2 separate regions of the Mus musculus genome follow, and region 2 is linked to region 1. Evidence: chromatin loops called from intact Hi-C (ENCODE). Cell type or tissue: left cerebral cortex. All regions are shown on one strand. Each heading gives the region's core, and the rest is flanking DNA. Links, peaks and the distances in the headings are about the cores only.

Region 1 (5,382 bases), core at 117-5,116:
CAACAGCAGAAACCAACACTGAGCCCCAGATATGGCACCATTCCTCGGGGTGACCAGCCAGCAACCTGGTGGCAGGTTGACTACATTGGACCACTTCCTTCGTGGAAAGGACAGCGTTTTGTTCTTACTGGAGTAGATACTTATTCTGGTTATGGATTTGCCTTTCCTGCACGTAATGCCTCTGCTAAAACCACCATTCACGGACTGACAGAATGCCTTATCTATCGTCATGGTATTCCACACAGTATTGCTTCTGACCAAGGAACTCATTTCACAGCCAGAGAAGTACGACAGTGGGCTCACGATCATGGAATTCACTGGTCTTACCACATTCCCCATCATCCTGAAGCAGCTGGGCTGATAGAAAGATGGAATGGCCTTTTGAAGACGCAGTTACAGCGCCAATTAGGTGGTAACAGCTTGGAAGGCTGGGGCAGAGTTCTTCAGAAGGCAGTATATGCTTTGAATCAGCGCTCGATATATGGTACAGTTTCACCCATAGCCAGGATTCATGGGTCCAGGAATCAAGGGGTGGAAAACGGAATAGTTCCACTTACTATCACTCCTAGTGACCCTCTAGGAAAATTTTTGCTTCCTGTCCCCATAACTCTAGGTTCTGCTGGCTTAGAAGTTTTGGCTCCAGAGAGGGGAGTGCTCCTACCAGGAGCTACAACAAACATTTCATTGAACTGGAAGCTCAGACTTCCCCCTGGTCATTTTGGGCTTCTAATGCCCTTAAACCAACAGGCTAAAAAAGGAATAACAGTGTTAGGAGGGGTGATAGATCCAGATTACCATGGGGAAATTGGATTACCTCTTCACAATGGTGGTAAGCAAGATTATGTCTGGAGTGCAGGAGATCCCTTAGGGCGTCTCTTAGTACTACCATGTCCTGTGATTAAAGTCAATGGGAAACTACAACAGCCTAATCCAAGCAGGATGACAAAGGACGCAGACCCATCAGGAATGAAGGTATGGGTCAATCCTCCAGGAAAAGAGCCAAGACCTGCTGAGGTGCTGGCTGAAGGTGAAGGAAATACAGAATGGGTAGTAGAGGAAGGTAGTTATAAATACCAATTAAGGCCACGTAACCAGTTGCAGAAACGAGGATTATAAAGTAATATGAATGCCCATTGTAAATTTACTAATACGTTTGCGATTGTACGAGGGATAGTTATATCATGTTAGGCGTATTTACAACCTTGTTATTGTTTCATGTGAACATGAGATATTATTTGTGTCAAGTTGACAAGGGGTGGATTGTAGTGGCTATTCCTGGTTGTCAACTTGACAATATTTGGAATGAACTACAATCCGGAATTGGAAGGCTCACCAGTGACCCTTATCTGGAGGCTTGGAGATCCTTATCTGGATCTTGGTTTGAAGATCTTGAGCCATAGTGGCTATGGATTCCAGAAGATTGAATCTCCGAGTTAAGGAACACACCTTTAATCTGGGCTATGCCTTTCATCTGGGATTAAAGGTGTGGTGGAACACACCTTTAATCTGGGCTACACCTTTTGCTGGAGACAATATAAGGACATTGGAAGAAGGGAGTCTAGCTCTTGCTCTTGCTCCTTCGCCTGCTTGCTGCGTGAGACTGAGTAACTGCTAGATCCTTGGACTTCCATTCACAGCTGCGACTGAACCATTGTTGGGAATTGGGCTGCCGACTGTAAGTCATCAATAAATTCCTTTACTATTTAGAAATTATCCATAAGTTCTGTGACTCTAGAGAACCCTGACTAATACACATACACTAGGAAGATTTTGCTGAAAGGACCCAGATATGGCTGTCTCCTGTGAAACTATGCTGGAGCCTGGCAAACACAGAAGTGGATGCTCACAGTCAGCTATTGGATGGATCACAGGGCCCCCAATGGAGGAGCTAGAGAAAGTACCCAAGGAGCTGAAGGGATCTGCAATCCTACAGGTGGAACAACAATATGAACTAACCAATACCCCCCCTCCCCTGGAACTCGTGTCTCTAGCTGCATATGAATCTATATATATGGAGGTAAGAGCGTTAGGTTTCAGAAAAAGACCAACTTGCTGTGGTCTGACAGGAGTCTTGGCATTAATAGCCTTGTGTGACCGTGAACAAGTTATACAAGTTTTTGTGGCCTCATTTTTCCCTTCTTCAAAATGAGGACTATACTGTAACTTAACTATAGAGCAAAACAGGAGTGAGAGGATGGCCCACGTGGTAAATGTATACCTGGGTTCGTAGTTTATGTAGTAATTTACGTATTTTAAACCTCTGTTCTTGCCTAACTCATCATGTTGATACGAGCATAGAAAGATAAAATTCCACGTTGCTTTGCACATAAGAAGCCCTTGATAAATATTTCGTACTCTTTGGTTTCTCTGAGTCACAGCCCTGGCAGTCCTGGAATCCAGCTGGCCTCGAACTCACAGATCTCCGCCTGTCTCTACCTCCCAAGCGGCAGAATTAAAGGAGTGTTCCAGCAAGTTCCTCTCACTGCCTTCTTATTTTTTTACCTTTACTTTCATAGAGCTGCACTTCAAGCACGTGGGAATGTCTGTCAGAAACACTGCCATCTAGTGGTTCATTCGACCTCCTCAGTTTCCTGTTTCAGTCCGTGGCGCCTGAAGGAAAAAAATGTATAAAGCCAACAGGTTTTCCTCCAAACCTTTGCTCCCCACACCCCCCACAACCCCCACCCCCACCCACCCACCCACCCCCGCCTCAAAAAAAGAAAGTGGTATGCCCTATCTTGGAGTTTTCAGTGCTGTGCCCCTTGGAGGAGGAACTTTGAAATGGTGGGTCACTGCTGCCCTCTACTGCCCACCGCAGGCTCAGGAACTGCTTGCAAAGGCCAAGGAGCTGCTCCAGAAACATCAGCTGTGTTTTGTGCAGGGCTTAGTGTGTTTGTATTCGTGTGTAGGCACACATGTGCACACTTAGGGCTGATAATCCATTTACTTTTCTCTTGACTGTGTTGACTTTCAACCATAGGCAATGTTTCCTTAAGCAAAATCAACCTACGTAGTAAAAGATTAACAGAACAGCGACATGAAAGAAAATAGTTAAAGCCGTTCTCGCATTGAGATGGCAGCTGGATCCGGTGTGTCACAGGCAGCTGGGAGGAAAGATTGCCTTAGCTTTCAGCAGTGTGTTGGGTGCTTCTGAGAGAAGCTTCTTGCTTCTATGAAATTTATTTGTTCCTGGACCAGAACAGAAATGGCCACAAACAAATGGAAGAGGTTGGATGTTAATGAAAGAGAAGACAGAATTATATATATGTTACATATATTATATATAAATATATATGTTTATATATATATATACATATATATACCATCATATATTTGACTGCTACCTGTCATGGTCCCATACTCTTGCTTCTTTTTTCAGGTAAGAACATTTGGGTAAAGAATTTCTTAGACTGAGTCTGGAGAGATGGCTCCACAGTAAGAGGACTAAAGTTCCTTTCCTAACATCCACATTTGGGTGGCTTACTACCTGTAACTTTAGTTACAGGGGATCTTATGCCACCTTCTAACCTCTATGGGTATCTTCTAGCCTTTACGGGTAACACACACACACACACACACACACACACGAATAAAAAAATGATAAAATCAAAAACAAAGGCTGGAGAGATGTCTCCATGATCAAGAGTACTGGCTGCTCTTCTGCATGACCTGGGTTTGATTCCCCGAGTATCTGCATGTTAGCTCAGAATCATCTATAACTCCATTCCCAGGGGATCTGAAACCCTGCTCTGGCCTCTGCTTGCAACATTCTTGCATGTAATGCAGAGGCATACATGCAGTCAAAACACCTCTAACCATCAAATATAATGTAAGCAAATAACAAACAAAAAATTAATAATTTCTCAGGCCATAAGTATTGAGGAAATTTCCTAATTTCACCATGAAGTCTTCAGAGTCCTTTACCTAAAATAACCAAGTCACACACATAGAATTCCGTAGTTGCGATAAGGAAGAAGGCAAAGGGCTGGCGAGATATCTCAGTGGGTAAAGGTACTTGCTCCCAACACTGATGACCTTAGTTCAATTCCCAACATGATAAAAGGAAAGATTAACTCCTGTTTGCAAGTTGTCCTCTGGATTCACACACACACACACACACACACACACACACACACAAAACACTATTTTGATAGATGAATTAAAATATTAAAATGTAAAAAGGAGTTGAGCTCATACTTGCATGGACCTCTGTTCTACTTCATTCTTAACCTTTCAGTAAGGGCCCTGGATCTGCACACAGTATCATCTTCACTTCTTCATAAGGCCGCAGTAGGACTTGATGAAGGCAGACCAGGGCTATCTAACAGAACCCAATCCTTGTTCTCCTATTGTGTTAAACCACATTTACTACATTGATGATTTGATTAATTTCTCCTTTCCCTTTGTAGTGATATTTTTTCTAACAATACTTCTTTTTCTTCTTTTTTTATGTCAGATTTATATTGATAAATTCTCACCCCACAAAACACACCCACACAATTAACTCAGAGCCAACTGATATTGATATAAATTAACCACCTAGATAAGACAAATTGTCCTGTAATTATCCATCTCTTCTAAGATATTTATAGCTACCTGTGGCTATTTATTTACTTATTTATCTATTTATTTTTACTAGATATTTTCTTTATTTACATTTCAAATGCTATCCACTTTCCTAGTTTCCTCTTCAAAATCCCCTATCCCCTCCCCCTTCACCCTACTCCCCAACCCACCCACTCATGCTTCCTGGCCTGTACCCCCAGAGCTCCCTGGGACTAAATCACCAATCAAAGAAAACACATGGTAGGACTCGTGTCTCTAGCTGCATATGCAGCAGAGGATGGCCTAGTCAGCTATCAATGGGAGGAGAGGCCCTTGGTCTTGTGGAGATATTAACAATACTTCTTGCCTTTGAACTCAATTTTTCCCAGACTTAGCTACCCAGTTGGATGCCTTGAAAATAATTAGGACTATGTGTTTAACCTGCTGTCCTACTGTGTGCTCACCTGTTTACATTTAAACCCCCTTTAAGAGAACACAGGAAACAAGCTTCAATGGCTTGGATTTCCCATGTAATAAGTTCTTACAACCTGAGCTAAGTGCACAGCATTAAACTGATATATTTAATCTATATAGTATTCTTCCATGCCCCTGACACAGAATAATGTATGTGTGTGCTGTGAACACTGCCAACAAGTCAAAAACAACTTTAAATAACAAATAACCCATAAATGTTGAAAGTGACATATGAATATAGATTACTAATGTCTGTGTGTGATTTCAAGTGCTATTCTGGGCTTGTGTGTGTTGGTAAAATAATTTCTTCCTTTGCAAAACTCTGCTTAAGGTTTCTATAGAAATGTAACCCTCATTTCTCTT
Region 2 (5,382 bases), core at 261-5,260, 310 kb before region 1:
ATAGACTTGATAAAGAATGCAGCATGAAAGACTCAAATTACATATAATGTATTATGGCTTATGGTAAAAATGCCTAATGCAATCAGATGGAATTTTGTGAGGTTGGCTCTTCTGGAAGGCATTTGTAAAAGCACTCTTAGTGATTTTTAATACCTTAATGCTTTAATTTAATAGTTGGTTTAAAGACCCCAGCCATCTGATAGCAGCTAGATAAACTGGTGCTTAAGATACTTCCTAAGATTTACTGGTCAATAAACACAGCATCCGACATTTCCTTTAGAATGTCACATGGGAAAAAAGGATCCCTGATGCTTGCTTTTACCATGAAAACTTTACCATAGTCCTAATTGGTGTGCAATAATTATTTCTATATCTTGGCCATGGAAAAATGATTATTGATTAAATAATTTGCATAAGAAGTCGGGCATGGTGGCACACGCCTTTAATCCCAGCACTCGGGAGGCAGAGGCAGGCGGATTTCTGAGTTCGAGGCCAGCCTGGGCTACAAAGTGAGTTCCAGGACAGCCAGGGCTATACAGAGAAACCCTGTCTCGAAAAGCCAAAAAAAATTAAAAAAAAAAAAATAAATAAATAAAATAAAATAATAATTTGCATAAGATATTAAAATGTCCATAGCACAGTCCAGATTCAGAGTAAACAAAGCCAAATCCAGCTTCCTTATAGTTTGTCACAGTAGTAATCCCCACAAATGTAGCAGCTGCTGCCCTAAAAATGAAAACTTGTCGTTAAACCAGAACCTGTTTTAAAGGATTTTTTTTTCCTTAGTTACAAATATTGTGGTATAAAATACCAATGCATTTTTGTACTGTCACACTTTTAAAAACGTGAGACTTGAGAACTGTTTAACACTTCTGGAAATTTTTATCTGAATTTAAAAAAAATTAAGGAATTTACCGTATCTCATAGTTCTACTAAATAATGACAATTATTGCTACTAAATGAGCTCTGGAATAGAAAGCCTAGAATGGATGCATACTTGTACAGCCAGCTGACCTCTGCTAAAAGAATGAGGAGAATTGACTGGAGAAGGAAAGCCTTCCTAACAGGCATCAGAAACTCAAGACAGAGTAGAGTGATGGCTGCCAGGGGCACAGACTACAAACAGTGATGTAGTTTCAGTTGGGGAACATGAAAGTTTCTAGAGATGATGGTGGCAATGGAGCCACAACACTGTGAGTATGCTTAGTGCTGCTGTACAATTATAAATGGATAAACAGAATAGTTTACATTTCAGTCCAATGAATAATAAAATAAAATTATAAAAATATAGCTGGAAATGTCCTGGCAGATTTATATATTAAAATAAAACTCCATGTTTTATGGATGCAGAAGCAGGCAACATAAGGCACTAATAAGTCTCTGTGCTAAGAAAAGAACTACTTGGTAATACTGAGCAATCCAAACTTAGGGTTTTCTATTACTGCAGAATCACTTCTCCTGATGAGCTACTCTGATTCATGGCTTTCTCTAAAAGCCCCAGGATGCCCCTGAGCCCCATGCATCTACACAGCCATACAGCCCTTTTCTGGAAGTACTTGACATTCTTGACAAAAAGACCTTGGAAAAGGTGGGGATGGTGAATCTTCCAACAAAAACATTACTATGTTTCCAATTCTCAGCGCTGAGTTGCGGCCAGCTGATGAACATTCCTAGGTGACATAGTTTGACAGCTGGAATAGAGTGTCTTGATCCAACATGCCAGCTCAGTGAAAAGACCAGATGTTACATGGTCAAGGGACCACTGGTTTCATCTTTTCTACAGTGTTAATTCCTAACCAAACCAGGTGTTCAAAACTATGAGCTTGTTTTGATGTGGGAAGCCAGAGTTGGCTCAAGATCATGCTATGTGACTCCTAGCACCTGCACTAACCTCATGGGACTGCCCCCACATCCCAGCCCCCATTCTTCCTTAAGTAAATCCTGTCTGACAGGATAGTCATGTGCAGCATCAGCAGCGTTCTGCAAGTCCCTCAGCTTGGCCAGTTTCCTCAGAGCCTCATTACCACATCTACTCTGTGAAACCTTCCACATCTTAGAGGTCAGGCACCCCATATTTCTTTACTACTACCTACAGTCCTAACATCATCCAGAAAGATGGAAAAGATTAGCTTCATTTTGAAGGCTAAGAAGCAAATACTCAAACTGGCAACGGGTTACTCCTTTTTGTCCTTAGGTTGTGTTTGTTCCCAGATCCTGATCATAGTTGGTTCTTAAATGTCCATTGGAGGATTTCAGCATTCAGACATCCCCTGTCTCCACTGATACTCTGTGGACTTTGAAATGCACAGAATACAGCTGAGAACCTTAAAATGCAGGTTGTGATTTGCTATGCTTAAAATAGAGCGCGAGGTTCTGCATTTCTAACAGTCTCCCAGATGCTGCCAAGCAGCAGATCCTCAGACAACACTGTAGGAAGCCAGTTCTAAAGCTCTGCTTCTCCTATGGTGTCCTCAAGCAGTGCAGAGCCAGGAAGAAGCACTTGAAAACTCTCCTCAGTTGCTTCAAGCATAAAATGGACACCAGATTTTGACACCTTAGCCTGAAGTAAAAGAATATAAAATAGAATTTTTATATTGATTGCATACTGAAATAATTGTTTGAATGAATGGGCTTGAAAAAAAAAAAAAAACCCATCCTAATTAGAAGTTGTTTTACATTTCCCACACCAGGCTCTGTCTCCCTTTCTCTGCATTCTGCTTGTGGATCAGATGTGAGCTCTCATCTACTGCTCTGGTGTCACACCTGCCTGCCTGCCTGCCACCATGCTGCCTGCCATGATGATCATGGACTCACCCTCTGAAACTGTAAGCAAGCCCACAGTTAACTGCTCCCTTTTATAAGTTGCTTTGGTCATGGTGTCTTGTCCTAGCAATAGAAAAGTAACCAAGACAAATATGTTCAATAATTATATGAGTTAGTTTAAAAAAATACACTTTGAAAAATAAACGTTGGAGCATCTACAACATTGTTTTAGTTTGCTTTTCTGTTGTTATGATAAGCACCCCAACCAGAAGCAACTTGTGAGGAAAATTTTCATTTAGCTTGTACTTCCACATCATAATCCATTATTGAGGGAAGTAAGTCAGGGAAGGAACCATAGAGGGATGAATGATGCTTTCTGCCTGTTCTCTGTGACTTGCTCAGCTGCCTTACTCAGTGCAGGACCACACGTCCAGGGAATGGCGCCATCAGTCAATAGTCAAGACAATTGCCCACAGACATGAGTACAGACCAGACTGATCTGGGCAATCCCTCAGTTGAGACTACCTCTTTTCAGGTGACTCTTGGCTGTGTCAAGATGAGAATAAAAACTATTCAGACTCAGAAGGAAGAGGAGGAGGGAGAGGGAGTAGTTTTATGTATTTACATTCCCCTTGTCAAGGGACTACAGAAAATTTAAGTCGGCATGGGTGGTTCATGTTGTATTTTGCTTGGACTGTGCTTTTCTAGCAGATCTTCCCGAGTCTTATCTACCTGTCTGTCATTCAAGATGCATCACCTGCATTGTTAAATGTCTCATATAGAGCACTTGTCTGTGTAGAGAGCACCTGAAAACCCCAAATTTCCCATTCCTTGTTGTGTTTCTCTTCTTGTAAGTGAGTCCTTAGAAGAATGTCTTTTACCTAATTGATTCTGAGTGATGATCATTATATGATTTTTGAGTCCTAAACATGTGCTCTATTCTCACAAACCTCAAAGTTCTTAGCATAATGTATTTAAAACACCATGCTCTGGATTAAGGTCTAGGTCAAGTCCTACCAATTGCCGTGTGTCTCTCAGGGTGGGTCTCAAGTGTCTGAACCACTGTCCTCTCTGCTAAAGCAATTCCCAATAACTAATACAAATCCAATCAAAACACAATCAGGAAGTCAAACCACTGTAAACAAGACATCACCCAACGCATTTCTAAAGGAGATTGGGGGTTGTGCACACCAGGCTTTCCTCTGTTGAGGTAATAAAAAGTTGATTGATAGAGAATTGCTAATAAATAAAGATGACACCTCTCTTTCAGTACCTGTGGGGACGGACTTGTGGAGCTTGAGGCAGTAAGGACACTGTTTGCCATGCAGGGCCAGGAAGATTATTTTCAATCTGAATTCAGGGGCCACTGCCCCTGCTTCTGGGAACATCTTTCCTCACTTGTGTTTTTACTCATTCACCATCTCATTTCTTCTCTGTCCTCTTCCGGGCCTCATAGGCTCAAACCCTCAATAAGTAAATTTTCTGAGTACCTTTATTGTTCATATGCCAGTGACCTTGGGGTTCACATTGAAAAATAGCTACTGGTGGGTTGGAGAGATGACTCAGCATCTAAGAGCACTGGTAGCTCTTGCAGAGGACCTGATTTCAGTTCCCAGTACTCACATGGTGGCTCACAACCATATCTAACAACAGTTATAGGGGATCTGATGCCCTTTTCTGGCCTCCACAGCCACTGCATGCACACAGTACACAGACAAATGCAAAAAAAAAAAAAAAAAAAAAGTAAAGCAGTATTGTTACATTAACAATATTAGCAAGTGTGGGTCATAAAACCATGCCAGGAAGTTTGGTAAAGTAGAGCAAGTTGAGACCCAGAGACACAGTGGGCACACACCTGAGGCTTAGGTGACTCCCAGCTCCCTGCCAGACTCTTGACTTGGAATACATGTTGTGCTTCTTATGTAAAAGGAAAGTGTCCTGGGTCATGCAGGCCCAAGACAGAGTTCTCCATGCTAATGAGGTGCCTAGAGGCCAGGAGGGTTTAGCCAATAAGCTTCCCTTCCCAGACATTCCTCCTGCAAAAGTTATTTGATCTCAAACCCACCCTGAGAAATGGGGTATGATTTTATGCATCCATTTTCTGCCATGACAATAAACTGTTTAGAACCATGGACTGTCTTTTTACCAAGATTTGCTGTGGGGATTAATGATGAAAGCCTTTGCCTACAGAGTTGCAGTCTAATCTCCTGTAGAAGGCCTCTCTGTGCTCCTAGCCACAGCCGCCCCCAAGCCTGCATCTTCCAAGCTAAGGACAATCTCTCTTCTGGACAAGCCAGAACTCCCCTCTTCTCCCCCTCCAACCCCTGCCCCAGGCTAGATCCTGCCTTCTAGCCCACAGGCCAGACTCCATTCTCTGCTCTTCTGCAACTCCTAGTGGCACCCAGATGTTCAAGAGTCAGAGAACACCATGGCCCTAGCCTTGTCACAGGCCCTGGGACTCCCCCAACCCCCAACCAGTCCCAGGGTACCCATGTTTCACACTGCACTTTTCCACCCCCAGAGTGGTGCCTCAGCAGTGGTGTGGGATAAGTGCAGTCAAACTCCCAGTGTTCTGCCTCCCCAAGCTGCTGTGCCAAGTGGTAGAACAGATGCGGGCCT

What was found. Peaks named below come from ENCODE experiments on the same cell type or tissue, not always from the same donor. Only the 100,000 strongest peaks of a DNase experiment are listed, where the experiment ranks them.
Region 2: it touches region 1 in a loop (6-fold over the local background); 1 of 42 quality-filtered maps calls a loop at or near these places.

The regions. Positions count from the first base shown.
Region 1 is chr5:151,684,234-151,689,615 of GRCm38, forward strand. No RefSeq gene overlaps it. Among named protein-coding and RNA genes, the nearest start is that of Gm24242, 13 kb to the right of the region's middle. In left cerebral cortex, for the core only: CTCF peaks have their summits at 2,571 (motif pointing left) and 2,801 (motif pointing left); DNase peaks (open chromatin) are centred at 2,567 and 2,797.
Region 2 is chr5:151,377,699-151,383,080 of GRCm38, forward strand. It overlaps 1700028E10Rik (RIKEN cDNA 1700028E10 gene), which reads left to right. Exons shown (of 4, transcript NR_045700.1): 2 at 2,691-2,825. It also overlaps a transcript of Stard13 not described here. Among named protein-coding and RNA genes, the nearest start is that of 1700028E10Rik, 12 kb to the left of the region's middle. In left cerebral cortex, for the core only: no CTCF peak of the experiment used is centred there; a DNase peak (open chromatin) is centred at 2,367.